Regions from separate parts of the Mus musculus genome. Here all the other regions are linked to region 5. A link is a loop called in an ENCODE intact Hi-C map of the cell type or tissue named here. Cell type or tissue: heart. All regions are shown on one strand. Links, peaks and the distances in the headings refer to the core of each region. The heading gives the core; the rest is flanking DNA. Region 1 overlaps Wwc1 (WW, C2 and coiled-coil domain containing 1). Region 2 overlaps Wwc1 (WW, C2 and coiled-coil domain containing 1). Region 3 holds the start of Rars (arginyl-tRNA synthetase). Region 4 holds the start of Gm22022 (a small nucleolar RNA gene). Region 5 overlaps Gm42072 (a long non-coding RNA gene).

The links. Peaks named below come from ENCODE experiments on the same cell type or tissue, not always from the same donor. Only the 100,000 strongest peaks of a DNase experiment are listed, where the experiment ranks them.
Region 1: it touches region 5 in a loop (5-fold over the local background); 27 of 42 quality-filtered maps call a loop at or near these places.
Region 2: it touches region 5 in a loop (11-fold over the local background); 11 of 42 quality-filtered maps call a loop at or near these places.
Region 3: it touches region 5 in a loop (8-fold over the local background); 19 of 42 quality-filtered maps call a loop at or near these places.
Region 4: it touches region 5 in a loop (20-fold over the local background); 13 of 42 quality-filtered maps call a loop at or near these places.

What each region holds. Positions count from the first base shown.
Region 1 is chr11:35,839,618-35,845,944 of GRCm38, forward strand. Wwc1 (WW, C2 and coiled-coil domain containing 1) reads right to left here. Exons shown (of 23, transcript NM_170779.2): 20 at 4,538-4,630; 21 at 2,137-2,370; 22 at 693-814. Among named protein-coding and RNA genes, the nearest start is that of Rars, 8.3 kb to the left of the region's middle. In heart, for the core only: CTCF peaks have their summits at 836 (motif pointing right) and 3,128 (motif pointing right); no DNase peak of the experiment used is centred there.
Region 2 is chr11:35,919,099-35,925,425 of GRCm38, forward strand. The region is part of intron 1 of Wwc1 (WW, C2 and coiled-coil domain containing 1); the gene reads right to left. Among named protein-coding and RNA genes, the nearest start is that of Wwc1, 58 kb to the right of the region's middle. In heart, for the core only: a CTCF peak has its summit at 3,248 (motif pointing right); no DNase peak of the experiment used is centred there; H3K27me3 peaks cover 321 bases.
Region 3 is chr11:35,830,623-35,836,736 of GRCm38, forward strand. It overlaps Rars (arginyl-tRNA synthetase), which reads right to left and starts at 3,906. Exons shown (of 15, transcript NM_025936.3): 1 at 3,815-3,906; 2 at 2,550-2,684. The coding sequence starts at 3,859. In heart, for the core only: a CTCF peak has its summit at 3,990 (motif pointing left); a DNase peak (open chromatin) is centred at 3,919; H3K4me3 peaks cover 1,667 bases; H3K27ac peaks cover 989 bases.
Region 4 is chr11:34,840,511-34,846,837 of GRCm38, forward strand. It overlaps Gm22022 (a small nucleolar RNA gene), which reads right to left and starts at 1,844; the gene lies at 1,718-1,844. In heart, for the core only: a CTCF peak has its summit at 3,196 (motif pointing right); a DNase peak (open chromatin) is centred at 5,251; H3K4me3 peaks cover 799 bases; H3K27ac peaks cover 563 bases; H3K27me3 peaks cover 232 bases.
Region 5 is chr11:35,998,458-36,004,784 of GRCm38, forward strand. Gm42072 (a long non-coding RNA gene) reads left to right here. Exons shown (of 3, transcript XR_003949664.1): 1 at 1-80. Among named protein-coding and RNA genes, the nearest start is that of Gm42072, 3.8 kb to the left of the region's middle. In heart, for the core only: a CTCF peak has its summit at 3,041 (motif pointing left); a DNase peak (open chromatin) is centred at 2,974; H3K4me3 peaks cover 1,111 bases; H3K27ac peaks cover 336 bases; H3K27me3 peaks cover 1,222 bases.

The DNA of each region.
Region 1 (6,327 bases), core at 797-5,796, 160 kb before region 5:
CTTTGCAGCGAGTGACATAGGAGACAAAATCATGCTTGACCCATTAGCATGATCAATACAGGAAACACATACATATACATATGCATATATGTGTGTGTGTGTATGTATATGAACATTGGTTTATTTTTGTTTTTTGTGTGTGTTTGAGGCAGGGTCTCATGGAACACAGGTTGGCCTTGAACTCACACTATAGTGGATGGAGGATGAATCTAAATCCCTTTGTGTTGGAAGGCCCACACCAAATGACATCTGTGACCCTCCTCTGACACGTGTAGGTCCAGCAAGGCAAGCACCCAGCTGTGATTCTATTAGGCAGGCTAGCAAGCCGAGGCAGGAAATTAGGTGAGCATCCATTGCACGCCACTCCCCTCTTTATCACCAGCCAGGCCCCTGCAATTACCAGGTACCGAAAAGGCTGAGAGGAAAGGATAAGGCAGGTGGTTCATTCATTAAACAAGAGGATCTCACAAACTGGGCTGAGCTGTGTGGGGACTGGTCCCAGAGCACCACAGTACTCACAGCATTATGGGAGCCTGGCAGAGGATGAACATCTGTTCCCATGTAGGCTACAGCTCTGCTAGCAACAGGGGCATTCAGTGCCCAGGAGCAGGGAACACGAGGCCAGCAAAGACGATAAAGGCCAGGCAGCTGGTGGGGTAGCGGAAGGCATGAGACTGGGATTATCCACTCACCTGAAAGACTGCACTTCTGGGGGCTCCTTACAGCTCTGGCCTCGAAGCCTGTGCACATCCTTGGCAGCAGCTCTCATCATCTTGTCGGCTTGCAACTCACTCTTGTGCTCCCCACGATCCACCTGGGAGGTAAGGCAAGCAAGAGTGTGAGGTGGGAGAGAGTCCTCTGGCCTGCAGGAGGCGCTGTTAGCAATGCAGAGTCTGTACCATAGAGTCGGCATTGTGTAGAAGGCATTGTGTAGGGTTATATTCACATCATCCACCGATGACCACTGAGGATTGAGGCAGGGAATAGAAGCCCTTCCTGTGCCTGAAGGAACTGTGACAGGACACGCCTAGTGAAGTGTGTTTCTTACCTGCTCCTCAGGCACTTGGGAGGGGAGATTTTACAGTAGCTTTGATTTTACAGACCAAGAAAATGACTCAATTTTGTTTGTTTCACTTTTGATTTTTGTTTTTAAATTTTTATTTAAAAAAGAAATGCGTTCAGTTTTATGTATATGAGTACTCTATCTGCATGTATACCTGTGTGCCAGAAGAGTGCATCAGATCCCATTACAGATGGTTGTGAGCCGCCATGTGGTTGCTGGGAATTGAACCCAAGAACCTCTAGAAGAACAGCCAGTGCCCTTGAAAAGGTCAGCTCAGGAACTTTGGGAAGGTAATGAAACACTTGCCCTTGCTGAAGGGCGAGACTAATTAACATTTCTCAGACAACAGGGTGGAACCGACCTGCAGGTGGGGACACATTCTGCAGGACTGACCATTGCCCACCTTCAGACAAGGGAAGTCCTTGTCACCTCATTCCCTAAAGACCAATCAGTTTAAAGGGTGCCCTGTTCCGCCAATCATATTGTGCCTAGATGCTGATGCCCTGGAAACCATATAAAAACTCCCCAAATGGGTGCTGGGCGTCGCCACCTCTTCTCTGGGTCTCGATGACCCCAGTGCAGTGGAACAATAAATTCCTCTTGGTTTTTTTTTTTTTTTTTTGCATCCATCCCGGCTCCATGTGGTTCACTCAGGGGGTCCCCAGTAAGCTAAGGCTCCCTGGAGTCTTACACCCTTAACCACTGAGCCATCTCTCCAGCCCCTTTCTTTTGTTTGATAGATTATTTTTTTTGGTTGTTGTTTTTATTTTTTGTTTGTTTGCATTTGAGACAGGACAGGGTTTCAGTCTAGCTTAGTCATCTAGACTAGAATTCGGTATATGGTTTACGTATTGAATTACGAATTGTAATTCTCCTGCTTCGCCCTTACGTGCATGGCCCACCTAGATAAGGTGCTTGCTGTATCTGATGAAGGACTCACGGTGAGTGGGGTTGAATTGTAAGCACTCACATAAAAAAATATCAACAGAAACACTTGTAGAGCGAAGCCCTCAGGGCCCCCCTCCACAGTGGGATCACAGGATGCTGAGAGGCAGCCAGCCAGTGGTACTCACCTTCTTCTCCAGCATCCTCAGTAGCAAGCGGAAGCGCTCGTCTTCACGCAGCCACTGTGGCAGCTCCTTCTCCCCGTGGTTCTTGGCTTGCTCCAAATGCTCCTTCAGCTCCTTCAGCACTGAGATCTCCTGAGTCAGCTGGCTGTGCCAGGTCCTCGTGGCCTGCAGGTCGAGTTCTAGGTCCAGCGAGGTGCGGATCAGACGCTCTGTGCGCAGGGACTTGACGGAGGAAGGCTGCGGGGGTGGAGATGATGTTCATGCCTGCCAGAGGGCTCAGCCCAGAAACCCACAGATCCCAGTCCTCTAAACCCCAACCCCCGCCTTCCTTTATGTGCAGACACCCTTTTCTTACTGCGAGAATATACTCTCTAAGTCACACAGGATGTGCACCACGTACCAGGGACTCCGTTGTCATGCGGCTCCAGTTCCCCTTTCACAACAGCCCTCCAGGGGCCTGCGTGTTAGTGTCTACACAGCCGGGGCTCTAGGTTAGAGTGTGTGGAGTGTGGTGGGAGAGCTGAGATTCCCGAGCAGTGCTGACTGCATTTGCATTCTGTGAATGGTGTGGGGTGCTAACCTGCCCTCGGATTGTCTCAATGCATATTACACTGGGCAACGTCTGGACTGTGTGCCTCCAGTAGCCAGACTCTGCTCAAGAATTCGGTTATCTGGGACACACTGCAGCAAGTTTTTGTTGCTGATTTTTTTTTTATTTAAACTTTTTTTTTTTAAGAGATGTTCTGTTTTTTTTTAAACTTTATTTATTTATTTATTTATTTATTTATTTATTATATGTAAGTACACTTTAGCTGTCTTCAGACACTCCAGAAGACACACTGCAGCAAGTTTTTGTTGCTGATTTTTTTTTATTTAAACTTTTTTTTTTAAGAGATGTTCTGTTTTTTTTAAACTCTATTTATTTATTTATTTATTTATTTATTTATTTATTTATTATATGTAAGTACACTTTAGCTGTCTTCAGACACTCCAGAAGAGGGCGCCAGATCTCTTTATAGATGGTTGTAAGCCACCATGTGGTTGCTGGGATTTGAACTCTGGACCTTCGGAAGAGCAGTCGGGTGCTCTTACCCACTGAGCCATCTCACCAGCCCGCTGATTTTTTTTAATTAAATTTTTTTTTTTTCTTTTGGGGGTAGGCTACAAGGATGGAGGGCTGATATGGAAGAACTAGAAAATGAGTGGGACTGGGGTGCATGATGTGAAATTTACAAAGAATCAATAAAAATCAATAAAATCAATAAAAATCAATAAAAAGAGTAGGGCAGTGGTGGCGCAGGCCTTTAACCCTGGCACTTGGGATGCACAGGCAGGGGAATCTCTATAAATTTGAGGCCAGCCTCATCTATAGAGAAAGTTACAAGACAGCCAGGGCTACACAGAAAAACCTGTCTCAAAAAGAAGCAGGAGGAGGAGGAGAAGGAGGAAGATGAGGAGGAGGAGGAGGAGGAGGAGGAAGAGGAGGAGGAGGAGGAGAAGGAGGAGGTTTAGCTATGTGGCAGGAACAGTGTTGTGAGAAGGGGCAAGAGACCTGCTGGAATTATTTCAGGGTTTGGACCAATCCATTCCCGAAGGCAGTCTCACAGCCTGTGGACTTGCTAAGTTGTATTATTGCTTTAGTTTGTTTTGTTTTACGGTGTGAGCCTTTGCACACACTAGGCAATCACCCTCTCAGTGACCTCTAGGGGCTATGGCTGCATCTCACAAAGGCCTGAATGCGAAAATAGCCGTAGGTCAGAGCGGCGAGAGGTGAGTGCATCGTATTGGGTGTCTCCCCCATCTCTCGCATCTTATCGCCTTGAGACGGGGTCTCTCACTGCACCAGGACTTGACCTTTCGGTTGCCTGTCTAATGAGACCTGTGTCTCCACCTCACCCCTAACGCTGGGGTTACAGACAAACACAGCCATGTCTGGCTTTTTATGTGGGGTTTCAAACTTGAGTCCTCATGCTTATAAAAGGAGTGCCCTCACCCACTGAGTCATTTCCCCAGCTCGACAGCAGAAATGTAGGGACAAAAAAATGTGGAGGTTCTAGAGTATTTTTCCAGAGTGAACATCTGTCTGTCTGTCTAGTCTATCATTGTGTGTGTGTGTGTGTGTGTATGTACACCCAAGAGTGACCATATGTGCATGCATGGTGCATGTGTAGAGGTAAGAGGACAACTGTGTGAAGTTGGTTCTTGACTTAGACTTTTCCCTGGGTCCCCAGGAACTCAGGTCGTCAAGGTCACACAAGCACCTTTATCTGCAGAGCCAGCCCACCCACCCCGTCCTACCCACTCCCCTTTTCCCTGACACTCCAGCCTATCCATAAGCCTTCCCGAAGTGAAGAGCAGCAGGCACAGAAGGCAGGCACAAAAGGAGCTTTAAGGCGGCTCTTACCCGCTTCATCCTGACGCTGCGCCGCTCCAGGGAGTTTCGCACAAAAGGTGGCTTCTTGGACAGCGTAGAACTATCACTGTCACTGCGGTTTAGCTGCAAGAGAGAAAGCAGAGGAAGTCAGGCATGGGAAGAGTGTGTTCTGGACACGGCTCCCCCCACCCCCACAAAAAAAAAAGGGTCCAGTGGGAACAGGAAGAGATCACCTCCCCAGATTCCACCCAGGCTCTGAGCTTCCTATTCCAGGCTTTGCTCTGGACTTCCCATCCCTTTACGGTGACCACTGGCTAAACATGCACTAGGCGTGGTGCGTGCCGTTGTCTCCACATGACCCTAAATTAGATGAATCACCTTGGGGTGATGAGTCACCTTGGGGTATCCTCACAACACTGTGCAAGGACAGTCACCATGTTACGTGCAGGGCATAGAGGCTCACGAGTCACAGAACCCACCCAAAGCCACGAAAGAGCTGCTCAGTGGGGCCTGACGAGGTACCACCACTGTAGGATATACTGTCCCTTTGTCCTGCCATGCAAAGAGCTGCTTACACACACTTGTCCCTGTCCTCTTTGGAGACAGATATCTGGGCCAGAGATAAAGCATGAGTCGAGGATATGCCGGGTCTTCAGTACTGCAAGCGAGTACTGCAAACGGAGAGATGCGCTGGAGGGGGCAGGGCGAGGGTGCTCCAAGGCCAAGGAGACACACCCATATAGAGAAAGAATATACAGACTCTGCAAAAGTTGGGCTCAGCCATCTTCCCCACTCAAATCCCTGCATCGGCCATTTGTCATGTTTCCCCAGAGGTCCCCATTCTCAGCTACGACAGCCTTTCTCCTGCAGGGGAGGACAGGCAGCTGTCCGTTTACTGCTGAGGGTCTCTAACGAGAAGCTATTAGTGTCATTATTTTCGTGGCTATTCATCATGATTAAAGATAACGACACTAACAGTCCCTGTGCCAGGTGGAGTCTGAAGCAGACCAGACACAGGACCAACGGTGAGCACATGGGTGGAGGCCCTAACTCCACTCTCAGTACCTTAGTTATAGCTTCAGTTCACACAAACGTCCCTGAGAGACAAAGGTGGCTTTACAGTTTACAAGCAGAGATCACCAAATGGAGACTGCATGGCCCAGTGTGCTACGACGTCAGACCCGAGCTGTGCACAGCACTGTGGAATTCATGTAGCGATGCCTACTGGTTGCACGGGGGACCTGAAGACAGCCTCATACTTAATTGTTTCAACTAGAGGTGGCTATTTATTTATTTATTTATTTATTTATTTATTTTATGTGTATGAGTACACTGTAGCTGTCTTCACACACACCAGAGAGGGTTACCCATTACAGATGGTTGTGAGCCACCATGTGGGTGCTAGAAATTAAACTTAGGACCTGGGGAAGAGCAGTCAGTGCTCTGAATTGCTGAGCCATCTCTCCAGCCCCAGAACAGTGGATCCTTAAGACCCAGTTGTTTATATATTAAAGATCAAGACAGCAGGGAAGGCTACATTCGTTCTTGAACTTCACTTTATGTTCACTTTAGTTTTTAGAGACGAGGTCTCATGGAGCCCAGGTTGGCCCTGGGCTGTCTATGGAGCAGAAGCTGGCCTTGACTCTCCTGGCTCCACCTCTGAAATGCTGGAATCACACAACTATACTATTGTGCGAGTTTTTAACGTCACTACTTATTTCCAGACATCCTATAGGTTTAACCTTAAGCATGATAGAGAATAACAGTAATTTCACGTCACAGGGAGCATCCAACTTGGTGGTTGCAGGGCAGTAGCTCCT
Region 2 (6,327 bases), core at 622-5,621, 80 kb before region 5:
TCTTTTACTTCTTTTTTTCATTCACTACACATAGGACAGTTAAGTGTTTCCAAGTCATGAGTACAAATTCAGGCTCTCAAGGTACCGGGAAGCAAGAATGTGGACAGAAGAACAGGACTCAAACTGCATCAAGAATCCAGGAATTCATCAACTCCACACACTGCTCAGGTTTCCATCAAGAAGGTGAGGCTCTCTGGTCATTAACTGTAGCATCAGTGACATGAAGGGTATGAGGAAGATACCGATTCCTGTCAGCCGTAACTACAGACATTTTACCAACAGGAAGGAACATGCAGCCATAGGGCTCGTCGTTAGAAAGAGCAGCTAAAAGAGAAAGAAAGGCTTTGGGTTTTTGTATTTGGGCTCCCCCTTGGATGCTCAGTGTGCTTCTATGAGAAACAGGAAAGTTGCTATGGGAAGGAACTCTACAACTTACAGAAATCTGGACAGAAAGTTCTCTCTGGAACAAATGCCAAGAGGGAGATGAATAATTCAGTGTGCAGAGAGGTGTCATTCAGAGAATCAGTATGAAGAGAAGTGTTTTAGCCTCTCCCTCTCCCCCTCCCCTCCCCTCCTCCTCCTCCTCCTCTTCTTTTTCTTCTCCCCCCACCTCTCTCTGACTCTCTCTTTGTCTGTCTCTCTCTGTCACTGTCTGCCTGTCTGTCCCTTCCTACCTCCCTCTCTCCTAGTGAGTGGCAAAGCTGTCAGATGTTGCCAGGACCTGAAATTTCTAGCCTCAGCCCCTTACCTGGCCAGGTCAGGTAGGTTCTGCCTCTAGCCCCCAATGTCCCGGGCTGCCTAAAACCCCAATCATAAAAGTCAAACGACCCAGTTGCTGGAAGAGCAAGAGGGAAGCAGGGCAAGGTGCCAGACCAGAGCGGGTTCTGCCCCTTTTTAATTACAAATCTCTGAATGAGCACAAACATTCCTGAAGGTTTCACAACTGGCCTTCCTGGAAAAACAGCCTGAATGTGTGGCCAGGGAGTCAGGGAAGGTTCTGCCAGGTGCACTCTACAAGGGGCACACAGGAACACCTGTCAAGGAACAGGGCAAGTAGCTTGAGAGCTAGAGGGACACCAACCGGTCCCTCACTTTTCTTCCACAGAGAGCTGCTGCTTTCCTAGAGAAGGCGGCTCTGGCCGCAGCCGAGCTCCGTGTTTTTGGTGCGTCTTTTCTAGGGAGACATGAAGGGGGAGGAGCAGGCAACTTTTTGCCAAGTGTAACACTGGGTGGTGATTCTCTGGGGACTAAATTTGAATGGGTAAGTCACTATCCACATTCCCTGAGCCACCCAAGCTTCCCTCTTTGTGGCTGTCCAGGAGAACCCTGCCCTCTGCACCCAAATCCTGGCCCTCTCCTTCCAAGTACTTGGTGGGAAGGATCCCAGCTAAAGCCCTGACCCCTACCCCAATCTAAGAACAATGTATACTCCTAGGCAGCTCTCCTCCCCACCCAGGCACAGTGGGCAGGCTGCTGCTTCCTGCCCCAGGCTGTTTCACAGGCATGGTCTCCATAGCTTAGATGGTTCATCTCCTGATAACGCTCTTCCCCCTCTGGCCAGTTTCTAAGCAGCCCTGCCCTCAAGGTTGAAAGCCTTCCTCCTCCTTTCCCTTAATTTGATTCTGCGCTGACACCTTTACTTGTTCCTCTAACAGACACAAAGACGATCAAAATAACCATCTCACACACAAACCTGTTAAGAGGGAGAAGTGTGGCTTGGAAGACCTGGCTCTGGGAGCTTCAATGAAACAGTCCCAGAAGAGGAAACAGACTGAGCACTGTCCTTCTAGAGTAGGGTAGAAGGCACGCTTCAGTCAGAAGCTAATGTTTCGGAGGTGCCTGGCATTCAAGGTGCTGGGGTGGAGAACAAAGGTCAGCGGGGTGGTCACAGAAGTCTCTGAGGTGACCTTCTCCAGTGCTCAGGAGGTAGGAAGTAGCTAGCCAGCAGAGGTGCCAAGCATCCGAGGGAAAGGCAGGCAATAGGAGTAGCAGATGCTGAGGCTGTGGGTCAGGATAGTGCTGGTACATTTGAGTCCCGAAAGGCTTGGTGTGTGAGATGGTTATTTATTTATTTATTTATTTATTTTACCATCCTTCTGTCTGTTAGACACAAGACCAAAAGAAAGGTGAGGCCGGGTGCAGGTGCTGGGGCTGGGTGCGGGGTCTCCCAGCTGCTGGTGGGGACTTTAGGTCACACACCTTTGTTCTCTGCCCATGTGCTAAGCACCCACTCCATCCTCCAGTCTCCTGTTTCCACTCTCAGTGCTAGGCATAATGAATAAGGCACTGTGTGTGCCTTGTGAGAGGAGGTTTACACTTCAAACACGGAATGAGCCCTATGACATTCCACAACAGGAGATGTGGCCAGGGTTCTCCCCGAGGCAGTGAGCCATGCACTAGTAATTAAAGGATGTAGGGATACATGACAGGTAAGCCAGACAGATGTGAGAAGACAAGGGGTTGGGAGAACGAACGGACAGTAACGGGTGTGGGCAGGGAGGGCAGAGGACCAAGTTAAGGAAGGAAAATACGAAGGCTGGCAGCTTCACGGTCTAGGAGGATGCAAGGTCATCTACCGAGGGTCAGAAAGTCAATGCCAGGGCTGAACTCCAGGTCCCACCTTGCTAAAGATGCCTTTGTCTTAGGTAACCTTGTTAAAAGGTATTTCCTTCATGCAACACTCGAGTTCCCATCTTACAGTGTGGCGTGGCCATGCAGTAAGATGACCCATTGAAAGTGTTGAGCGCAGACCTTGTAGGGAACTGAGCCCTAGATTGTGTGCATTGGTGATGTGATTCCCCGGGGAGACACCTGTGCACTGTGGGAATTATGTCACCCTGCAGCATTCCTTCCCCCAGGTGTTCAGCAGCAGTAGTTACAACTCACTGACTCTGGCAACACCTGTCTGCACAGGCACCAACATTCACCTCCTCGTGTATAAGGAGACGACACACACAGTGATGACCTCCTTAAAAAGGGCTCTGCCTAGCACACGAATGCTATTAGCCATTAGCCGTGGTGCAGTGGGCTATATTCCCATATTTCCATAATATGGCATGGGAACAATAGCAAACTAATGACTCAGGCTTAAATAGCTGTAAGAAGCCTTGTACTGCACCCCGTCCCCTTCCTGAGAAGCAGGGACTGGGGAAAGCACCCTCCTGTGGGCTGGTGAAATGGTGCTGTGGGCACAAGCACTTGCACAGTTCTGATAACCCGAGGTCAATTCCCGGATCCCACAAGGTGGCAGAAGAGAACCAACTCCTGAGAATTACGCTCTGACCTCCACCCACTGTGGAAGCCACTTGTGCCCCGAACCCCCGATAGAAATTAAAGCAGGCGGGCTGAGAGATCGCAGGTGTTTGGGATTTGGCTCTCTGTATTTGCTTTCTGAAGGGAATGACCTTTGCTCTGGGAAGGCCTATGCCCGTTTCTCCAAAATACCCCCTCTCCCTTTCTCCTGCTCGCTTCTCTCAGAGCACCTGTGTCTGCTTTCTTGCTCTCAGACCCTGGAGTCTCCCAAGGTCCCGGCTCTGGTTTGGCTCGTTTACTCAGAAGCTTCTCCATTTAGCCACTCCCACTCCTGGAATTCTTTCATGAGGCCAGGAAGAGAAAAAAAAAAAGAGCTTCAGGGAAGATTCTAGACTGTTCCTTCCACCAGCTCTGCCTCTGGACCCTGCAAACCAGTAGCTCACCTCTTGCCAAATCTCTTCTCTCTGGCCAGGCTAGTACCATGAATGGCATGACTCTTCCCTCCCTTCATCTCCATATCAACGTTTATCCGTGTCGTGCTCCTTCCTTGATGGCCTGCAAACTGTCAGGTGAATCTGTGTGGTGTATGTGAATGTCTGTGGGTCACCTGCTGGGACTTCAGACTACAGTTGTGGCAACTGGGAGTGACAACCTGCACTGCCATCCTGCCAGCCCAATTCCACCTGCAGGCGAAACTGTTCTCTGTGGTACTGTGGTACTGTGGTACTGGGTCTTCAATGGAATATTCATGTGACAGGTACCTTTGCAGTGCTCAGTCCCCTGCTGCTCTGTAAGGCACTGCTCACCCTATCATCTCAAGAGACGCTGTAGAATGCCAGCCAAGAGCACAGAGCTCTGAGCCCACACTCCCTGGGTTTGAATCTGTGTTGTCACTGTCTAGCTCTCTGACTGTGGGCAAGATACTTAAAAGCCCATCTACAGAATAAAAAAAGAAAATAGATTTATTGAGCCCTCACTGTGCACCAGCCGCTGTTAAAGCACTTCATAGGTATTTCCTCATTTCCATAACGACCCTTGTAGGTAAGTATCCTTCAGACCCACACAGGGGTCTTTGTGGGCCAAACAAGAAAGTGAATACAACAGTATTTGAGTGCACAGTGAGTGGCCAGTAAAGTGAATTATTTGATATTTATTTACCCCACTAATGTCAAGTTGGGCCACGGAAGTAGCCATATTAAATAAAGTTAGAACTAAGAAGGCCTTGGCAAATGAATGGCCCAGCCTTCACTGTAAATGGAGACACAGAACAAAGAGATTTGCCCAGAGCTACCCAAGGATCCAGAGGCAGACTGAGGTTAAAATCCAGGAAGCAGCCTCTGGATGGTACTACAGTCATGACACCAAGAGTCAGCCGGGGTTCAGCTTTGGCACAGTCTCCCGGCACATCAACTCACAGACAGAAAGAGGGCTTGTTGGCTAGGGACCGGAAGTAAACTGTGACACTCTAATTTTAACCAAACCTCTTTGGACAACCATCTCCTGAAGGCCCAATGCCACAGTAGACTGGAGTTCCTGACATCCCTACCCTGTTGGCCCTCATATAACCCGAGCTCAGCTGAATCCTTACAAAACCGCCCAGGCTTGTCTTTCTTAGCTGTGTAATCTCTATCCATTCCTTTCCCCATCTTGGAGCCTCAGTTTCCCCAAAGATATAGGCCAATTTAGAAAATTTGCTTCTCAAAGTCAATTCGTGTCTGCCTATGACTCATCAGAGCATCTGGTGTCACAGCCCCTGGCATGGCCTGCCATCACTCTTTAAATGTAGGAGTCGAGGACACTCAGCTCTTTGCTTTGATGTTTCTGATGCCATGATCTGTTTTCCATGGAATCAGTCATCCAGATGTCCTCTGAGCAGGAAAAGCAGAGACTGTAGTCCTCCATCATTCCCTGACACGTAGCCATTCCGTAACCTTCTCTGACTGCTAACGCTCTCACTAGCCTCACCACCTGAGAAACAGACCCTCTAAGAAGAAAACTGGTTTCTGGTGCTCTCTGAGATCCTGCCTGCCGAGGACCTCTCCCACGCTGGCGTGGTTCAGATGGAGTCCCAGAACTGGAATGACAACATCTGAGTTTGAATCCTCTGTTTTTAGGCAAGCACCTGCTTTTTTCTGGGCAACGAGGAAGCTGAAATGTCCCATCTCTAAGGCCCTCTTTGTGGCGTCGCCTCTGTAACTCTAGTAACTGCCTCTCCCAAAGGAAGCGGGCATTGTGAGACTGAACAGTAATATCCTATAATTAAACCACTTTCAAGCCTGCTGTGGTAGTGCATTCCTGTAGTTCCAGTATTTAGAAAGTTGAGGCAGGAAGATTGACAACAAACTCTACATCAACATGTGTTGCACAGTACGACCCTACTTGGGGGCAAAGAGAGCAAGGGCTGGAGAGATGACTGAGGCAGTGGGGAAGTGCTTGCTAGGTGAGCACGAGCACCTGAGTGTCTATCCCTGGCACGCGTACGGAGCTGCACAGGCCTGTAACATCAGTGCAGGGTGAGTGGGACAACAGGAGGAACTGTTGCTGAGGCTTGGTGGCTTTCAGCCTCGCTTCAGGTAGAGTGAGAGATGCTATCTCAAGAGAAAAAGACAGCGAGCAACGGAGAACACCTAATATCTATCACCCGTGCGTCAGGTGCTCACATCAGGTGCTCACATCATCTGCACATTCATGGGCACACAGATGTCCACCCCCACCCCCGGACAGCAAAACCCAGCAACCCCAGTCTGTCATGCATTCGACTTGTACATAAAACTAACCATGTCCCTTATCTTCACACTAATTGTGTGAGGCAGACACCCACACCCTACACATTAAGCAAGAGGAGAATGGGATTTAACCTCAAAAACACAAGATGAATCTCAGATAATTCACACAGGACCAGGCCTTGCCTGTGGCCAGTCCACAGCTCTACATTTCATTGTCTCTGAGATGCCCATTTAAAATTATTTATTTATTTTTATGTTGTGCATATTGGTGTTTTGCCTGCATGTGTTTCTGCATAAGAGTTACAGACAGTTGTGAGTGGTGTTTGCTGGGAACTGAACCTGGCTTCTC
Region 3 (6,114 bases), core at 1-5,000, 170 kb before region 5:
AACTGTGTAAAATAAAGCTTGTACTCTGGTTGAGAATTTCCATGCCAGAAAACTACAAATAGCGACAAGGAAACAAACAAAAAGAGCTGAGTTAAGTGGGTTTTGGTGGTCTGCTTTTTTTGGTTTGTTGTGAGAGTCTCGTGTTGCTGAAGCTGGTCTAGAAATCCTGCTTCTCCTGCCTTCACTTCCCAAAGGGCTGGGCTATATAGGATCAGCTCCCATGCCTGATCAGTTTTAAATTTTTATTTATCAACTTCTTATTCATGCTTTTCACAATCTAAAGATTTCCAATAGAAAATGTCAGTTACATATAATCCTAAGTCTTAAAAATCTCTAATAACCTTGTAACTTTTTAAAACTTGTATCTTTTAAAATAAACCTATACACAAACACACAGAAGCCACTGTACTTGACTTCATTCAAATTAACATTTGAATATAATCAATGTAACACTTTTTCTTTCCTGCCTTCCTTCCCTGATCCTCTTGCCTCCCACAGAAAGTGATGGAATCAAGGCGCGCACCACCACGCGCAGCCACATGCAGTTTTATCTGGAGCTGGACTGCACCCACGGCCTCACACAGGCCGGCTCCTGAGCTATAGCCCAGGCTGGCCCTGCACACACAGCCATCTTCCTGCTTTGCCTTTCGGGGCTAGGACTACAGAGGTGAGCCAGCCTGACAAGTTCTTGGCAACTTTTCTTTACTTGATTTATACGTGTGTGTCTTCCTTTCTCCCATGATTCCTAGGCCTGTGGGAGCAAGGAGTTACTACTACTCTTAGCTAGTCCTGGGAGACCAAGACGGAGGACTGCACAAGTCTGAGAGCTACAGGCCACAGAGCACAAACCACGCCAGCCAGGGCTGGACTGTGAGACCTGGACTCAAATAAAGCCAAAAGCAGACACATTTTGGTACAATCACCTTTACTGTTTTGAGGTTTTGTAAAACCTCACATTATAAAAATTTGTAAAAATAACAGCTTTTGAGAAAACTAAGATTAGAAGCAGATTCCCGAAAATCTACGGATTCTTTAAAAGTGGCATTATCGTGACAGCAATCATGTATGAGTGCTATCGGTGTGAAAAAGCTTTCTGTGAGTACTTTAATAAATGTACTAAGTGGCTAGGCTCTGGAGGCAGAGGTAGAGGCAGAGGATCTATGTGAGTTTGAGAACTGGTCTACTTATGACAGCTCCAGAAAGGTCAGGGCTAAATAGAAACTGTGCCTCAAAAACAATACTAAATACGTTTCTAAATCTTAAAAACACATAAAAAAGACAGAAAAGCAATAAGAAAAAACTGAGGCAGCCGTGCTTATGAGAACATGGGTAAAACACCTCCTGCCAGAACCATCCGGTACGTGCTTTCAAGGTGGAGTATGTGGCCCAAGAACTAGGGCAAGGCGGCAGAGTGAAGTTATGGCACACAGCACTTTAGTCCTTTGATGCTCCCTCCCTCCCCCCCTCTCCCTCTCTCTGGTTTTCCGAGACAGGGTTTCTCTGTGTAGCCCTGGTTGTCCCGAGACTCACTCTGTAGACCAGGCTGGTCTGGAACTAAAAGATCAGCCTGCCCTTGTCTCTTGCACACAGAGAAGTTTGTTTTCACCACAGCTGTGGATTTATTTCCCTTACTTCCTTCAGCAGCGCACAAGCACTTGACAAAGCTATCTGAGCACAGCTGCCTCCACACAGATAATAAAGTGCTTCAAAGGACTGGTCAGACGCCTGAGATGAGGACTTGGAGCGGTGCCTGTGCAATCCAGAAGGAAGTACACACACTGGAGAACAATGAATGAGGCAACATGCTAGGCTGTGTCATCAGCAAACCTGAAAGGCAGGCCAAAGAAGCTGAAGGTAGGCTTTCTTTAAAACAAACAAACAAACAAACTACATTGATAAGCATTGCTGGACTGTAAGGCTATTCAAATGGTGGCATGGTAGTACACACCTGTAAACCCAGCCTGAGAGACACAGAAGAAGAAAATGCACTTCAAGATGGAGGCAGCCCAGCCCAGAAGCCAGCCTGGTCTGTATAGAGAGGCTGTTGGATGGGGAGGAGGAGAGGCAGAGAAAGTTTCGCAACATTAAATGAAAAGAACCCCAAAAGATGCTATAAAGCATAACACAAAACTGCAAAATAAACAACTTCATTGCAGAGGAGTTAGGAATCAGTGAGTGCATTTTAAAACATCCCTGTTAGTTGCTCCTGAGAAACTGTTTCTTTTACAGTAGTTAAAATGGTTTTAAAAACAAAAGACATTCCTTTGACAGCATGGACATAAGCCTTTGAAGAAATCTCAACTTCCAAACCATTAAACCATCGTAATGAACCACTTAAAAGGGGTATCATAATAAACTACTTAAAAGGGCCCTGGGAAGCCAGTGCCGCCCCACTTTCTCCAGCCTAATGAGTCCTAACTTGCCTTATGCAGGAAAACTGATTTCTAAACAAACTCCTCTTCTCAATTCTTATAGCACGTACTTCTAGAATCTTCAGTAACAACAACAACAGCAACAACAAATTATTTGAAAACATCCGGAGCACTTACCCTTCGAAGAATATTCAGCCTATACTTCAATTTTAAATTTTCTTCTCGTAACTGTTCCAAACTTGGAGAAGCTTCCAAGCAGCCACAGTTCTTCAGCCGGTCGATCTCAGCAGTCAGAGCCTTAATCTCCCTTTCCTGTAAGGGAAAGGCAACTTTTCCAGGTCAAACAAATGCTTCCCGGATAATGGCAAACCTTACCACAGACTTCCTCATTTCGCTCTCCACAACATGTGGGGTAGAAAAATGAGAATGGACTTTGCAATGATTTTACTGACGTCAGCAATCATCCTTTATGAGATGGAACTGAGTTCACATGTGTGTGCTGGGGATGAGGGACTGCGGGGCAGAGAATATAACTCAGCCAAGTGTGCATGGCAGTACACATCTCCAGTCCTAGCAGTTGAGAGGCTGTGAGTTGAAAGTCCAGGGCCAGAGTCAAACACGGAAGTCTCTTCTTTAGCTAGGTGCATCCTGATTTAGTCAGAGTACAAGTTTCTGGCTTTACTACCTGTGTTGCTAAATCTAATGACTTGGGACTAAAAAAAACCAAACCAAATCAAAAACGACAAAACAAACCAACAAACATCAGTAGGAGTTGGGGACTTGCACCCCTCAGTGCTGCTTGCCACACATAGGCCTTGGCTCTGGGTTAGATCCCGAGACAAAAAGGAGTCAATCCATCTTTTGTCATATTCGAAATCACTCAAGTGTCCGTCTTTGCCTTTTCTGGGTCTACGTAAACTTCATATATATATGGTTTTTTTTTTCCCCATCTCTCCAAGATCTGCTACTATTCACTGGACTCAGCAGTAAAGAGCTTGTCCATTTATTTTGCACCTCGGGGATGATTTGCATAAAAGCAGTTATTGTCCAGGGAAGACTTAGACAAACTGAGTTCCTAACGCTAGTGTCTAGGCCCGAAAAAGAAAAGGGGCTGGTCTTACTTTCGTTTTTCAAAATTGTGACACTGTTCCAGACCAACACTGGCGGCTTCTTGGGAAGTTTCCGGCTGGGTCTCAGGGCACACCTGTCCTGCTCTAACCTGGCCTGGGCGACCAGCAGAGTGAGCCTCGCTCGCTGTCCACCCTCTCTTCTCTGAGTGACAGTCGCACGACCCGGCCAAGAGGAAAGGGCCAGCGGAGCAGCAAGGCTTCGCAAGCCCCGAGGTCCCGGACTGGGGTCGCCGCGGCCGCCTGTGGAAGCCACTGCGGACTCTGCCCCGCCGCCGCCCGCTCCAGAGCCCTCCGCCCCGCCCAGGGACAAACCTGCTGCAGCAACCGCGCGGAGCACTGAGCCACCAGACCGTCCATCCTCTCGTCAGCGACTCACATGCCAAGCGGCCGGAAGCGGAAGTGTCTAGTTTGGGCCGGAAACGGAAATTCCTACCCGGGTAAGTCACTGTTTTTGGTTTTTCAGGGCGCGCCCTCTGCTGCCCCCTAACGGGATCCAGGAGACACTGCGAGAGAGGCGGGGAGCAGGCCAAAGCAACCTACCCTCTGCTTGGAGGCATGGCGCGGGCATGGGCACAGAACCCATCCCTCTTTTGTTTTGATTTTTTGTGTTTTTTGTTTTTGTTTTTTTCGAGACAGGGTTTCTAGCCCTGGCTGTCCTGGAACTCCCTCTGTAGACCAGGCTGACCTCGAACTCAGAAATCCACCTACCTCTGCCTCCCAAGTGCTGGGATTAAAGGCATGCGCCACCACTGCCTGCAACTCATCCCTCTGTTAAACAGGCATTTTTGTTGTTGTTCACATTAAGGTGCTAGATACTCTCTCCAGGATGTGAAGATGTTTAGAATGTATGATAAAAAAAGGTCCTTAAACTAATGGAGACTGCCTGAAAGGGGAAAGAGAAAACAATGGCTTTCCTTTTCATTGTATGTGTAGTGCGCGCGTGCACGCGCACATGTGCATGTGTAGACTTTTTGTATTCCACTCTGACCTTTGACTCTCCATCCTCCTGCCTCAGCCTCCTTACCAGGCAAACAATGTTTTAATTACCAAGAAAGGAAGGTGGTACAATGACTTGAGCCAGGCAGCCTCTTGGAGCATCTCTCAGGCTCTTCTGTTCGTTTGAAAGATGTAGCCCAGGGTAGTCTTGCATTTAGCTGAGCTTCTGATCTTTTGTCTTGAACTTCTGATCTTTTTCTTTCCACCTTCCAAGGGTCGTGGTAACGTGGTTTTACCACCAAGATGGATTTAGTTCACGTTAAAATTTACTTATCTTCATCCTAAACAATAATATCTATGAATCCATGGGCTGAGTGTGTGGGCTAAAGATGCTACATATTAAATAAATATAGGACTTGAGAGGTGGCTCAGTGGTTGAGAGCACTGGCTGTTTTTTTTTCCCCCAGAGGTCCTAGTTTGATCCCAGTATTCACATGGCAGCTCACACTCACCTATGAACATGTAGTTCCCTGGGATTTGATGCTCTCTCCTGGTGTGCAAGCATACATGCAGACAAAACACCCATATACATAAAATAGATAAACTTTCAAAAACAATCAACATATTATTATAGATAATAAAGAATGCAGCCATATCTACCTGTGTTTTCTTTTTGCTAGGTAGAGCGGGCTGGCCTAAAACTCAAGCATTTCCTGTGTTCTGGGATTACATCTGCTGCCTCTCCGGGCCTATAGTTTTCTATATTGTCACCAGTGGTACCTATACCCACTTTGAGAAAATGCTGCATTAAGGCACTTGGCTATCACCACAGCACATAAAAAAATGTTAAAAACACACACACACACACACACACAACACTGTGATTGCTGTGAATTCATTCCAGCCTGAGTTAGTGAGTTTTAGGACTGTAGAGTAAGGACCTGTCTCCAGGTAAGCAAGCAAACAAGCAAAAAAAAAAAAAAAAAAAAAAAAAAAAAAGGAAGAAGGAAGGAAAAAAAAGAGGTCACAAGCCACTGAGAAACGCCTATGTTCCCATTGCTACACAGCCGGATTGGAAGGACTTCGACTTTCCTTCAGTCAGTCAGTAATTGTCATGTGTTAGGGAATACTGTGTCAGGAGCTGAAATGGTGAACAGGTGTGTCTGGTGCGTGAGATATGAAACCTAGGGAATCAGATACATATGGTTGGCCAGAAGTACATAACGTCAAGCCTGCTATTTCCAATTAGCTTCATTTACCCACTATCCTATAGTTGGCAGAAATTGATGGCTATCCTTACCATATTCCCATTAATACATTCAGTTAGCAACGTGCTCTGGGGATAGCTGTACTCATGGTATGGGTCAAAGATATGGAAATGAGTTATTCCAGAAGCATCTAGAATATAACAAGTAGAATATAGACTTCACTACTGTGGCTTAACATTGCGACTTAACTTATAACAGTAGAGAGTGACTCTCAGCACCGTGGATCTACAGCAGCGGATGCTGGATCTCAGTAATTCGGTCTACAATAGCAAACACTGGATAAACAATGCAGGGCTTTAGTTTCCAAAGTCTTGTCTTTAATTCTTTTCTTCCAGTGCTGGGATTAAGCCCAGGGCTTTGTGTTTGCTAAGCCACACTACTATTCTATTGAGCCACATCCCCAACCCC
Region 4 (6,327 bases), core at 741-5,740, 1.2 Mb before region 5:
AGGCACCTCCTCTCCTATTAAGGCTAGACAACCCTGGATGCAGAGAGGGTATCAAGCGCAGGCATCAGAGTCAGAGACAGCCCCTCCACTTGCTGTTAGAAGTCCCACATGAAGACCAAGCTCTACAACTGTAACGTGTGCAGAGGGCCTAGGTCAGTCCTTTGCAGGCTCCCTGGTTGGCAGTTCAGTCTCTGTGAGCCACTATTGGCTCAGGTTTGTTAATTTTGTGGGGTGTGTGTGTGTGTGTGTGTGTGTGTGTGTGGTGTCCTAGACCTCTCTGGCTCCTACAACCTCCCCCAACACCTGCATCTTCTGCAGGATTCTCCACACTCCACCCTATGTTTGGCTGTGGGTCTCTGCATCTGTTTCCATCAGCTCCTGGGTGAAGCCTCTCTGATAACAGTTGGGCTACACATCGATCTATGAGTAGAGCAGAATATCATTAGGAATCATTTCACTGACTTTTTTTTTCATTTGCCAGTTATGTTTGATTCTATCCTAAGTCTTTGGGCTCTCTAGCTTCTGGCTCCTAGCTCTCCACGCAGTGTCGGGGTGGGCTCCCTCTCATGGCATGGGTCTCAAGCTCGACCAGTCATTGGTTGGCCACTGCCACAATTTATCCCACCTTTACCCCAGCACATCTTACAGGCAGGATGAATGGAAGTGGTGGAAGGTTTTGTGGTTGGGCTGGTGTCCCAGTCTCTCTAGTGGAAGTCTTGCCTGGTTACAGTAGATAGCTGGTTTAGGCTCCATAGCTCCCAGTGCTAGGGTTCTTAGCTTGAGGCACCCTTGTTGATTTCTGCAAGTTTCCATTGCTCTGGGTTTCTAACTCATCCCAGAGATGCAACCCCCCATTCCAGTTGAGCTCTCCCAGTTCTCTCTATCTCCTCTCTCCTCTCTCCTCTCTCCTCTCTCCTCTCTCCTCTCTCCCCTTCTCCCACTTGGACCCTCCTGTTTCCACTGCCCTCCCTCAATCCAGGCCCCTTCCCCATCTACCCTCTATGTCTACTCTAGCTCCCCTTCACAGTTATATTTAGGCATCCTTCCTTGGGCCTTCCTTGTTACCTAGCTTCTCTCAGTCTTTGGATTGTAGTATGATTATCCCTTACTTTATGACTGATATCCACTTATAAATGAGAACATACCATGTTTGTCTTTCTGGGTTTGGGTTACCTCACTGTTTTAGTTAAAGTTTCATTGCTGTGAAGAGACACCATTACCAAGGCAAGTCATATAAAGGAAAATATTTAATTGGCTTACAGTTTTAGAAGTTTAGTCCATTATTGTCATGGCAGGAAGCATGGTGGCACGCAGGCAGACATGGTGCTGAAGGATCTGAAAGTTCTACATGTGGTCCACAGGCAGCAGAAGGAGACTGTGAGACTGGACATAGCTTGAGCTTATATAACCTCAAAACCTGCCTCCACAATGACACACTTTTTTCAACAAAGCCACACCTACTCCAATAAGGCTGGTGTACGGCAGCTTGGTAGCAGAGGGTCGGGTCAGCTCTTCTGCTCTCTTGCCTCTAGGGCCAGCTCTCCCATGATGCCCAGGTGAAGGGTGGGGCCAGTTCTGCACAGCCCTCAGACATCAACATGAGAGTCTGTCCAGGCCTGCCTGGTGCCAGACTGGTGGTGGTCTCAGGCTAGTTCCCTGTCCCTGATGCTGGACTGGTGGTGGTCTCAGGCTTCCCCCTTCCCCCTTTTTTTCAAAGAAAGTTCGGCTCTAATAAGATGTGCCTAGGTCAGAACATTGAGGATAGACATCGCCTCTCTCCTCTCTGCCACCCTCTGATGCACATGTGACAAAGCAGCCACACCTGTAATGCCTCTAGGGGCAGGTCCCTTTGGACTTATGACATGTCCTTTGCCTTACAGAAGCTTTCTATTTTCATGAGGTCCCATTTATTAATTGTAGCTCTTCGTCCCTGCATGAGTTGGTGTTCTCTTCAGGAAGTTGTCTTCTGAATTCCATGCCGATGTTCAGTGTATCAGGCTTTGTGTTGAGGCCTGTGATCTACATGGACCTGAGTTTTGTGCAGGGTGATGGCTATGGATCTATTTGCATTTTTGTCACTGTAGTCTTGACTTTATTCTTTCTTTTTAATTTCTGAGTTTTAAAAATGTATTTACTTTTATGTTAGATATTTTCTTTATTAACGTTTCAAATGGTATCCCCTTTCCTGGTTTCCCCTCTGAATACCCCCCTATCCCATCCCTCCTCCCCCTGCTCACCAACCCACCCACTCCTGCTTCCCTGTTCTGGCATTCCCCTACACTGAGGCATCGAACCTTCACAGAACCAAGGGCCTCTCCTCCCACTGATGACCGACAAGACCATCCTCTGCTACATATGCTGCTGGAGCCATGGGTCCCTCCATGTGTACTCTTCGGTTGGTGGTTTAGTCCCTGGGAGCTCTGGGGGTATTGATTGGTTCATATTGTTGTTCCTCCCATGGAGCTGTAAACCCCTTCAGCTCCTTCAGTCCTTTCTCTAGCTCCTCCATTGGAAGCCTGTGCTCAGTCCAATGGATGGTTGAGAGCATCCATCTCTGTATTTGTCAGGTACTGTCAGAGCCTCTCAGGGGACAGCTATATCAGGCTCCTGTCAGCAAGCACTTGTTGGCATCCACAATAGTGTCTGGGTCTGGTGACTGAATATGGGATGGATCCTCAGGTGGGGCAGTCTCTGGATGGCCATGCCTTCAGTCTCTGCTCCACACTTTGTCTCTGTATCTCCTCCCACGGAATATTTGCATTCTTCCAGCTAGACCAGCACCATTTGTTGAAGATGCTTTTCCCCCATTGAATAATTTTGGCTTTTTTGTCAAAATTCAAGTGTCCATAGGTGTGTGGGTTTACTTCTGGGTCTTTGTGATTCCATCAATCAACCTGTATGTTCTTATGGAGTTTTTGTTACTATAGCTCTGTAGTACAGCTTGAAATTACAGATGGTGATATCTCTGGAAGTTTTTTTTTTTTTTTTTAATTGAGCAGGATTGTTTTAGCAGTCCTGAGTTTTTTGTTTTTCTTATATGAAATTAAGCATTGTTCTTTCAATGTCTATATAATGTATTTTATTTATAGGAAAAACTATTAGAAAAAATAGGCATTAGACATAGAAATTGAAGCCAATTCTACCAGGCAAGCACCTAGTACTATTTTGTAATTCCGTTCATAGCAACCTCCTGCCTTTTAGCACTAGGTGGCAGTGTTGGCAAATATTTTATAAGAAGAAAGCATCTTTCTGTCTTAGAAACTAGATTCTGCCATTGGAAGTATCTCTAGCAAGTAACACTTGCTGGTGTCCCTTAGATTAGATAAGTGCCCGTGCATACACGTGTACACACACACACACACACACACACACACACACACACACACACACACACACACGCGCACACGCACACACACACACACACACGCACACACACCAGTAACATCCAATGTTAGGCATCTGACCATGATTCTACCCTAACTGGAATTGTTTTTCTCTCCTTCTATTTAATTCATTTGCCTCATCCTTTGTTGCTGAAGAGGCCAGATGACCAATGGCTAAGAATATATATAGAAAGAGATGCTATAATATAGATGTTATAACATAGGATGAAATGAAAAATAATAAAGAAAGAGATGGTCTGGATTTAGCACGGACCTGAAGTGTGTGCTGCATTACAGGTGCGAGCCTTTCTAAGTATCTAAACCCCTGGTGATAATCAAAGCATCCAATCTAACAGGCAGCTGTGAACTTAAACGGGCAAGCATTTTTGGCATAATGTCAATAAGCAGTTGTTCTTATTAAGACTATCTTTCAGTTTAACTATCATTCCCTCTCGGACCCTTTCCTGGGTTCTTAGCCTAGGGCTTACCTCCTACGTGCGATTCATAGCACCCTATCCTTGCCCTTCAGAACATGAGTTGTTTGTGGTAATTTGCGTCTGCCTTCAGCACTAAGCTGTAAGTCTTTTGAACCCAGAGAAGAGCTTTATCTATTTTGCTCACTACAGTTCTTCTTCCCGAGTAATGTCATAGTGACTGGGACATGCAAGGACTTAAAGTTAAATGTGAAGAAATAACTTTACAAATACACCTCACTAATATTATGCAGATTAAATCTCTAACCTCTTGAATCTTTGACAAAGCAAAGCTTCTTACAAAAGATATATATGCTGAACATTTATTAATTAAGTAGCCTTTGGTCTATACTCCAGGGAAGTATGTGGTAGTATTTGATAGCCCAGAAGTTCAATTGCTTCCTTCACTGAAGCAATAAAGGTTTCCTTTACTTAAACCAATATTTCTTATTAAAAAATGTATATTGTGATATTATTTCTGCAATCCCAGTAATCCTTCCTTCCTTCTTTTCCTTCCACCTTTCCTTCCTTTACTCTCCTTTCCTCGTTTCTTGGTATATTGAGGATGAAACCCAGCGTCCCTCACATTCTATCTGTGCTGGACATCCAGCTCTATCAAGCATTTTCAATATACTAGAGAATGTAGTATGCAAACTAGCTCTGTTGGAGAGGCCCAGAAGTCAATGAATCCTTGGCTAAGAAATATGCTCACTATGTAAATACCAATTCTGAGTATTGCATTCTCTTCAAGGGAAGAGCTGTACTCGAAGAACTTAAAGTTTTCTAATATTTTATCAAGGTCACGGACAGACTTATTGACATTTTTTCAAACCAATCCGGTGTATGTCCTATTCATTTTCTCAACCAGAAAACATTTGAGTATATCATTTCAGAGCCCTTAAGGTCCCTGAGCAAGCAAGAAGGCACAAGAACAGCTACGGGAAATACTAGAGAAAGGTCGGTTTACTTCTGAACAATGATGTTTTGGGTTTCCAACTCTTTCTCCCACTCTGAAAATGGGGAGGCGTTGTTTTGTGGGTATGGTGTACACTGTACAGACCATCTAGACTCCCACCCTCCCTGCCTTGTTGATAAAACTTTAAACCGTTCTGTTAGTAGACGTGTCCTTTCCTTTGCTCCAGTCATTCTTTACTAGTTGTACTTAACCCCACTACCTGGCAGGATGCTGAGACCATTGCTTCATTGCAGATGAATCCCATCAACCACCCACGATAAACTGTGGGCTGCTGGCTGTATTATGTGACCGCTTTTGATAAATCGGTCAGTCTTGTGAAATAGTTCCCTGAAACGAAGTTCTGGAACTCATCGGCTATCTTCTCTGACAGTCGTATCTTCTCCCAGCGCTCAGATTTCCCAAGCAGCTGGGGGAAGGGCCCACATCCTCCCACAGTGCATGCTCTTGGCAAATTCAGACGTGTGAGCTTTTGGCACTAAAGTTATGCTCCTTTTGCTCTGTGTTAGCTCAGGGCTAAGAAATCTCTTGGGGGCGAGTAAGCTTTTAAATGTTAGAGGACAAACTGTTCCAGGATCCGTGTGCATTTAGCAATTTGCGAGAACGGCCACTGTCCCTTATCACTGCATTTACGTTTGCAATGCTCGAGTGGTGCTTTGTCTTCTAGGAGTGGGGCTGGAGGCTGACATTGTCCTCTTTTCCTGTCCGTCTGGTGCTGAGATCTCCCTCTTGGTTCCGTCTCCACCCGGGAATGCAGCATGGCGTCTGGTTAAGTCAGTGTGTAGTTTTCAAGTTTTCTTTACTCCATGGTCATGAACTGTTTAGCAATGTAAACACCTTCCGAGAACTGTGTCAGTTGTGCCACTGCACGAACACCAGAGAATGCAGTTATGCAACTTGCATCCCCCAGCTCAATCCTGCGATGCGCTTTCATGATGTAAACAGGGAAGGTCAATGGTTTTAAAAAAATGCCTATGGTATCAGCACTCGGGGAACCAAAGCAGGAGATTTACAAGGTCTAAGCCTACCTGAGTTATTTAATGAGAGCCTATCTCAGGAAGAGGGAGGGCAGGGGAAGCCGGTGATGCGTAGTGCTGTGGGCAGTCTAAAGCGTGTCTGCGCTTCAGTAACTTCCAAACACTTTCATTTTCAGTGCTGGTGACTGAAACAAGAGCTTTGTATGTGCTAGGTTGGTGAATCCACCAAGCCACACCCATTCTTGAACAGTAGTTGTTAGGTTTTAAAATATTTATGTATTTATGTATGTATGTATGTATGTATGTATGTATGTATTTATGAGTTTTTTAAATGTAGGAGTGTTCTATCTGCATGTATACCTGCATGCCAGAGGAGGGCATCAGATGGCTTTATAGATGGTCATGAGCCACCATGAGGTTGCTGGAAATTGAACTCAGGACCTCTGGAAGAGGTTCTTAATTGCTGAGACATCTCTCCAGCCCAGTAGTAGTTGGTCTCCCCCCCCACTCCCCGTGTGTGT
Region 5 (6,327 bases), core at 845-5,844:
TCGGCATGGCATGTAACAGGATAAGGAAATGAACACTGCTCTGCCACCTCAGACTCCGGTCATCTTCACTCTGGGGAAAGGTGCGTGGAAAACCCTGGGTTCCTCTTCCTCTCTTTCCTATTGCTCTGATGGCTACTTAGCAGGGTAACGCACTCATGGGAATATTTAAGCTTAAAGACAGAATCTGGCTAGCCCACTTCAGAGCACTCAGCTGCTCTGCCCCCTCCATACTGGACACTCCCCCCCGGACACCCCCCCTCCGTGGGGCACCCCCCCACGGCACACCCCCCACCAGACACAGTGCCCCCCACTGGACAAGCCCTCCTCCACCGGACACAGCCCCCCCAGCTCCCCCCACTGGATACAGCCCCCCCCCCACTGGACACAGCCCCCCACCCCTAGTGGGCTGATGGTGGGGAGAGCTGGAGGAAGCACCCTTAACTCTTTCTTTCTCAACGGGATAGTCAGCCACCAAAGGGTACTTGGAAGGCTGAGTCAGGAGAATTGCTGTCTGTTCAAGGCTATCTTGGACTACACAGTGAGATTTATTTAGGCCAGCCTGAGGTCTAATGTGGGACTTTGTCTTGAACATAAACAAACAAAGCTCCTGGGTGTTGTGGTCTAGGAGAGGAGAAATGGGGGAGTTCCAGAACCCAGAGGAGTATGGGTAATCAGCCTATATGATCAGAGGTCTAAGGCTTTTCTTTTCGGAAATCTGAAGCTTGCAGGAATGAGAGGAGGAAAAGGGGGCTGGGGACAGAACACAGGGGACAATGGTTTTCCAATGGGGAAAGTTATAACATCCTAGGGGACATTTGGAAGTGTCAGAAGGGCTGTCACAGCTGGGTGGGGGGTGGTGATATAAGGTATATAAGTATGGAATCTAGTAGGTAGAGGCCAGAGTTGCTGCTCTCTCTTTCTCCCCCATATCTGTATCTGTATCTGTATCTGTGTCTGCGTCTGCGTCTGCGTCTGTATATATGCATACACATATGCTCATATGGGTATATGATGTATATGTAAATGCAAATGTATAGTGTGTTAGAAACATCAAATCTCTTGTAAGTCACATGCTAGCCTTCCAGAAATGAAAAGCCACCTGACCCCAAGTGTCGCTATCTCAGAGCTTAAAAAAAGATTGCTCTAGAATACAGGATGGTCCAATGAGCAGAGCCTCACTGACAGTTGCCCACAGAGACAGGTCAGCATGCCTCCCAAAAGTGTGAAGGAGAGCCAGATTCAGAAGAAAAGAATGGAGGACTTCCTGTCACACCAAGATGACACGGACCTGTCCAGGGGACAAGCTCCTCTGGCTAGTGTTGAGTGTAGACTTCCTGCCTTCCCTTCCCAGAGGACAGGGAGAAAGGGCGTGCTAAGGGCATGTGGGTTGAGGTTTGCTGGGAAGCTTTGCCGGCTGCCTTTTGGGCTATTCCAGTTTGCTGCAGCTTATGCTTGCAAAGCCTCTCCTTTTCACTCTATGCCCAGCGAGGCTGAGCCAGGGTCCTGCCTTTTTTTCATAGCTCCTCCACTATCGTGTAGCCAGGTGACAGTGCCCCCGCTCCTGAATGGCTGGTTTGTGTCTCCATCCCTACTCCCCCAGCGCCCACCTCCTTTTCTTGAGCACCCAAATGTGTCCAGCCCTACCGGGACAGAAAGGACCAGGAGTGAGTCTGCAGCCCCTGTGTGTTACCTAGGCAGTGATCCTCCTGGGAGTCCTCCCATTTCTCACCAATTGCAACCAGACAATTAAAGGTCTTCCTAGCAACAGAGGGAGGAGCAGGGTCTCTCTGCTGTTGCCATGGTTGCTGGTAAGGATGCAGACTTGGGATGAAGCAATACGTGGAGGAAACCTCTCTGGGAGAAAAAGGCCACATGAGTGTTGGAGTCAAGATGGCACCTTGTGGACTTCCTTTCAGCCCTAGAACCTCCCATGCCTGAAATCAGCCATGCTCGTGCCTTCCTAGTGTTCCTTTAAATTCAGGTTCCGTCACTGATGAGCACAAATCTCTTGGTTAATACCGTGATACCCTTTGGGGTCTGTTTCTAGCCTTCATCCTCTCTTAAAATTTTTTTTACAACAGGAATTTGTCTAATTCCTGTCATTTGTAAACACAACAGATTTCATCAGGCCAAGGGCTCTCACCTCAGGATAAAAACAGCTTTTGTGGGAGATAAGGCCGAGATAAGGGCTTCTGGAGGGAGTGGCCAACCCTGCAGGTCAGAGATAGTTACCAATAGCAGGAGACAGATCCGGCTATGGAGGGGTGGGCTCTGCCTGTGGGGTTTACTCTGTTAGTGGCCTCTCTAGGCCAGTTTCCTCATCTGCCCCCCAGTGTGTGGGAGGTTCAAATGAGGTCAGCTAATTTGAATGACAGGGTCTGTGAATGCATGAGGTCATTTTTACATCCCCCTGGGATTGGGCTCAGAGGGAGAAGAGGCAGAGGAGGGAAGGGGAGAGAGGTTGGAGGTAACGCCTCACTAAATCTAAGGTGGGTGGAGAGCCAGCGATCTTTTTAAGAAGGCTGAAAATAGCTTGCTACAAAGCACTAGCCAGCGGCTTCCTTGTACAAGTTTTTTTTTTTTTTTTTTTTTTTAAACCGCAGGGTGCTAGGGTGAGGTGTTCTTATCTCCACTTCTTAGAGAAGAAGTTGGGGAAAGTGCTCAGACTTAGCTGGAGAGGGGGGTGCAACTGGAATTTCAACCGAAGCTTCCTCTTCATACTTTCTCACACATAGCCCAGGTTGGCTTTGAATTCCCTGTCTGTTGCTCCTTCACCTCTAAGTGCCGAGACTACCGCAATGCTTTTATATTTATTTTAGGAACGAGAAAAAGTGAGGTCACGACTAGGGATGCGAAGGACGTTTGGGAATGTACCCGGCTGGTGCTTGAGAAGCGGCAAGGAGAATCGGTCGGTCTGTTTCCTGGCTGCTATGCAACCGGGCTTCTCCCTATCCAGAGTCTTGTAGCTCACCCCTGAGTTGGAAAGCCTCTCTCGGCAAACAGAGAGCCTAGCAAGATTTAGCGGGAAAGTCTGCCATCTGGTGGCCAAAGGGAGGAGCTCACGGCTTGGGAAAGCGCGGCGTTGGAGAATAGATGTAGACAGCATTTGAAGTGGCGAGGGCTGCGGGAACAGAACAAGGCTGCCTAGCTGTCTCAGCATTCAATGTGGGGCCTGGGTGTGCGCAGGACGGAGCAGAACAGTCCTTATTAATAGTCCCCCACCTCGTCCGCCTCCTGAATAGTGAGTGTCCTTTCCTCTAGGGGCTGGAGAAGGTGAAGGACCCAGAGCAAGGTCTTAGCAGATTTCCTGCTTTTTAGTTCAACTCTTTGGACACTGTCACCAACTCCTAGCTCAGCTCCTAGCCCGAGTCTCACGCCTGTTCCTTCCGCCCGCGGAGTGAGGAGGAATTTATCTGCGTCCCGCCCCTCCGGTTTTTAATTCTGTCCCTCATGCTGCTGGCAAGTGAAGATGCCCAGGGGCTCTACACCTGGCTTCTAATTTAGAGAAATCCTGACTAAATGGGCCTAGGGGCTTCTGTCAAAGGCTCCCAGATGATTCCTGCATCTCGTTCCCTGGTGCTGAGGTGAAACCCAGGGCCTTTGTGCTTGCCGGGCAAACTTCTATTCCTGCGCTACATCTCCCTCATGTGATGTCACAGCTAGCCCCTCTGTAGCCTTCCTACCTTCAGGCGATCTACTTGTACTCTCTCCATTTGTGAGGACTCTGACTCATTTTAGCATCATCTCATTTCCTGGCCTTGTCGGCTGGTGTCTAGATTAGATGTCCATGGAGACAACAGGGTCTTCTCAGGGCTTCTTGCTCTAGTCTGTCAACTTTCCCACCAGCTCTGACCCCACTGTATCCCACGACTGTCTTGGGAGTTCGTCTCACCCCTGACGGAGCGCTTTCTGGGCAAGTTTTATTCATCTTTGCATCGTCCACTTCTGACAGTGCCGGGGACGAGCCGTGCCTGGTGACTCGGGATGTCGATAAATGGATAAATGCTCGAGCTGATTCCGCCTAGTCGGACAGGCAGACTTCAAGTTGCTGAGACCCTCGACCTTCTAAATGTCACTCTTTCTGACAATCCCTTAAGGCCGTGAACACGGGTCAGATGCTGAAAGCACTTGCTGCAGCTGCCTGGACCTGGGAGGGTGGGAGGGGAGGGGCTCTTGACAAGGTGACACACAATGTGCGGGGGGTGTGTGTGTGTGTGTGTGTGTGGGGGGGGGTGAAGTCCCAATCCCCTAATCCTGCCTAGCTGCTGCATGAGAGCTCCCCTCCCCACTCTTCAAAAAAACCAAACCAAACCAAACCAAACCAAACAAAAACAAAAAAACCCAAACCTGTGCTTGGAACAAATATGATAAAAAAAAAACCCAAACAACAAGTAATATTAAGTGTTTACCGCGTTTCATTTAACCCTCAGGTGGCTCACCCCTGAAGCAGTAACACTACTAAGTGAAATGGGCTTTTTTTGATGGGGTGTTAATTTGTATTGAGTTGTCTCTTTAAGCAGCTAATACTTTTTATCTAATTGGTACCTGTAACTTTTTCTGGTTTCTACAGTTTAAAATATTAATTTGGTGTTTTGCCTGCCTATATGCGTGTGGACCATATGTGTTCAGTATCCGAAGAGGCCAGAAGAGGGCATTGTATCCCTTGGGATTAGAAATATTGCTCTGTGGATACTAGGAATTGAACCAGGGTTCCCTGGAAGAGTAGCCGAGTTCTGTAACCACTGGACCATCTCTCTCCAGTCCTCCCTCCCTCACACTAATTTTTTTTTTTTAAAGACAGTCTCACCACGTCTCCCTGGATGGCCTGGAACTTGGTTATAGACCAGGTTGACCTTGAACTCAAAGAGATTTGCCTGTCTCTGCTTCCAGAATGCCAGGTCTAAAGGTGATCACTACCACTTGGCCACTTTCCACACTTTTTGTCCCCTTTTGGAATTCTGAGGATGGAACCCAGGGTCTAGCATAGGTTAGTTAGGCAGGTGCTGTACACCACTGAGCCACATCTCCAGCCTCATTTCTACATTTAGTGGGCAGTTATCAGAACTGGTCCCCAGGCATGCTGATGTCACAGTGTCTATCCTTAGAGAACCATTGGGCTCCAGGACCCTCCATCAATCATTGTCCTAGCTTGAGGAGAGGTAAGGGACTTTTCAGCCAGCCAGGCTTGCTTCTGTCCTCCTAGGATGTACCTCTGTGGTTTACAATGTGGGGCTGGATCCTCAGGGATATATCAGAAAACTAAGGGATATTTCAAAGATGGTGGACCCTAAAGAGAATATGTTCTCTAGCCTGTGAAAATCTTCTGAGGCTACAGGGGCAGAGAAGTCTTGGACTGAGTCCCCATGGTCTGGGGCAACTCCCTGTACCACTTTGCAGGTGCATCTACCTGGTGAGACATCTTCCTCTTTTGTTTCGCAGCTCCAGGTTCCACAGCCCACAGCTACCTCTACCCACTCCTTCTGAGGATGATAACCCCACCCAGTACATCAGAGAGATGCTTCTGGGGCCACGTTCCTTTCTGGGCAACTCCTGAGGCCTGGTTTAAGTGAGGCTAACCACGCCTCCCTTTCTGCTCATAGAGGCCACTTGGAAACTGACTGGATGACCAGGAAGACAGAGCATTGGAGATCTCAGGAGGGCCTCTGGGCAAAGCACCAATTAGCCAGATATCTAGAAGAAGTTATGGACACGGGGTCTTTGAGTCTGATACCTCCACCTTCCAGATGAGTGCTGTTCATTAAGCGGTTCCCACCTGCATGGTGAATGACATGGGAGAGTCGTCTGAAACTCCCGATGCTCAGCTTACCTCCGGATCCTCCTCTGGGGTGCTGATACCTCTCTATCTTAGATTCAAGGCTCCCTCAGCCTCCTCTTCATCTCACTTATGAGACTGTTTCAGCTGCCTCACTACCTGTTCTGCATACCACAGTACAACACTTATGACACTGAAATGAATGACTCCCCTTTGCTACCATTTAAAAGAATCCAGGCCAAATAAATGGGACAGACAGACAGACAGATAGATAAGCAGATAGAAAGACAGGTAGAGAAGGCAGATAGACAGACAGACAGATAAACAGATAGGCAGATAGATAGATAGGCAGACAGACAGACAGGCAGACAGACAGATAGATAAACAGATGGACCGACAGACAAATAGACAGGCAGACTGGCAGATAGACAGATAGATTAAGCAGACAGGCAGTCAGGCAGATAGACCGATAGCCAGGCAGACAGACAGCTAGATAAGCAGACAGACAGACAGACAGGCAGGCAGGCAGGCAGGCAGACAGGCAGATAGATAAG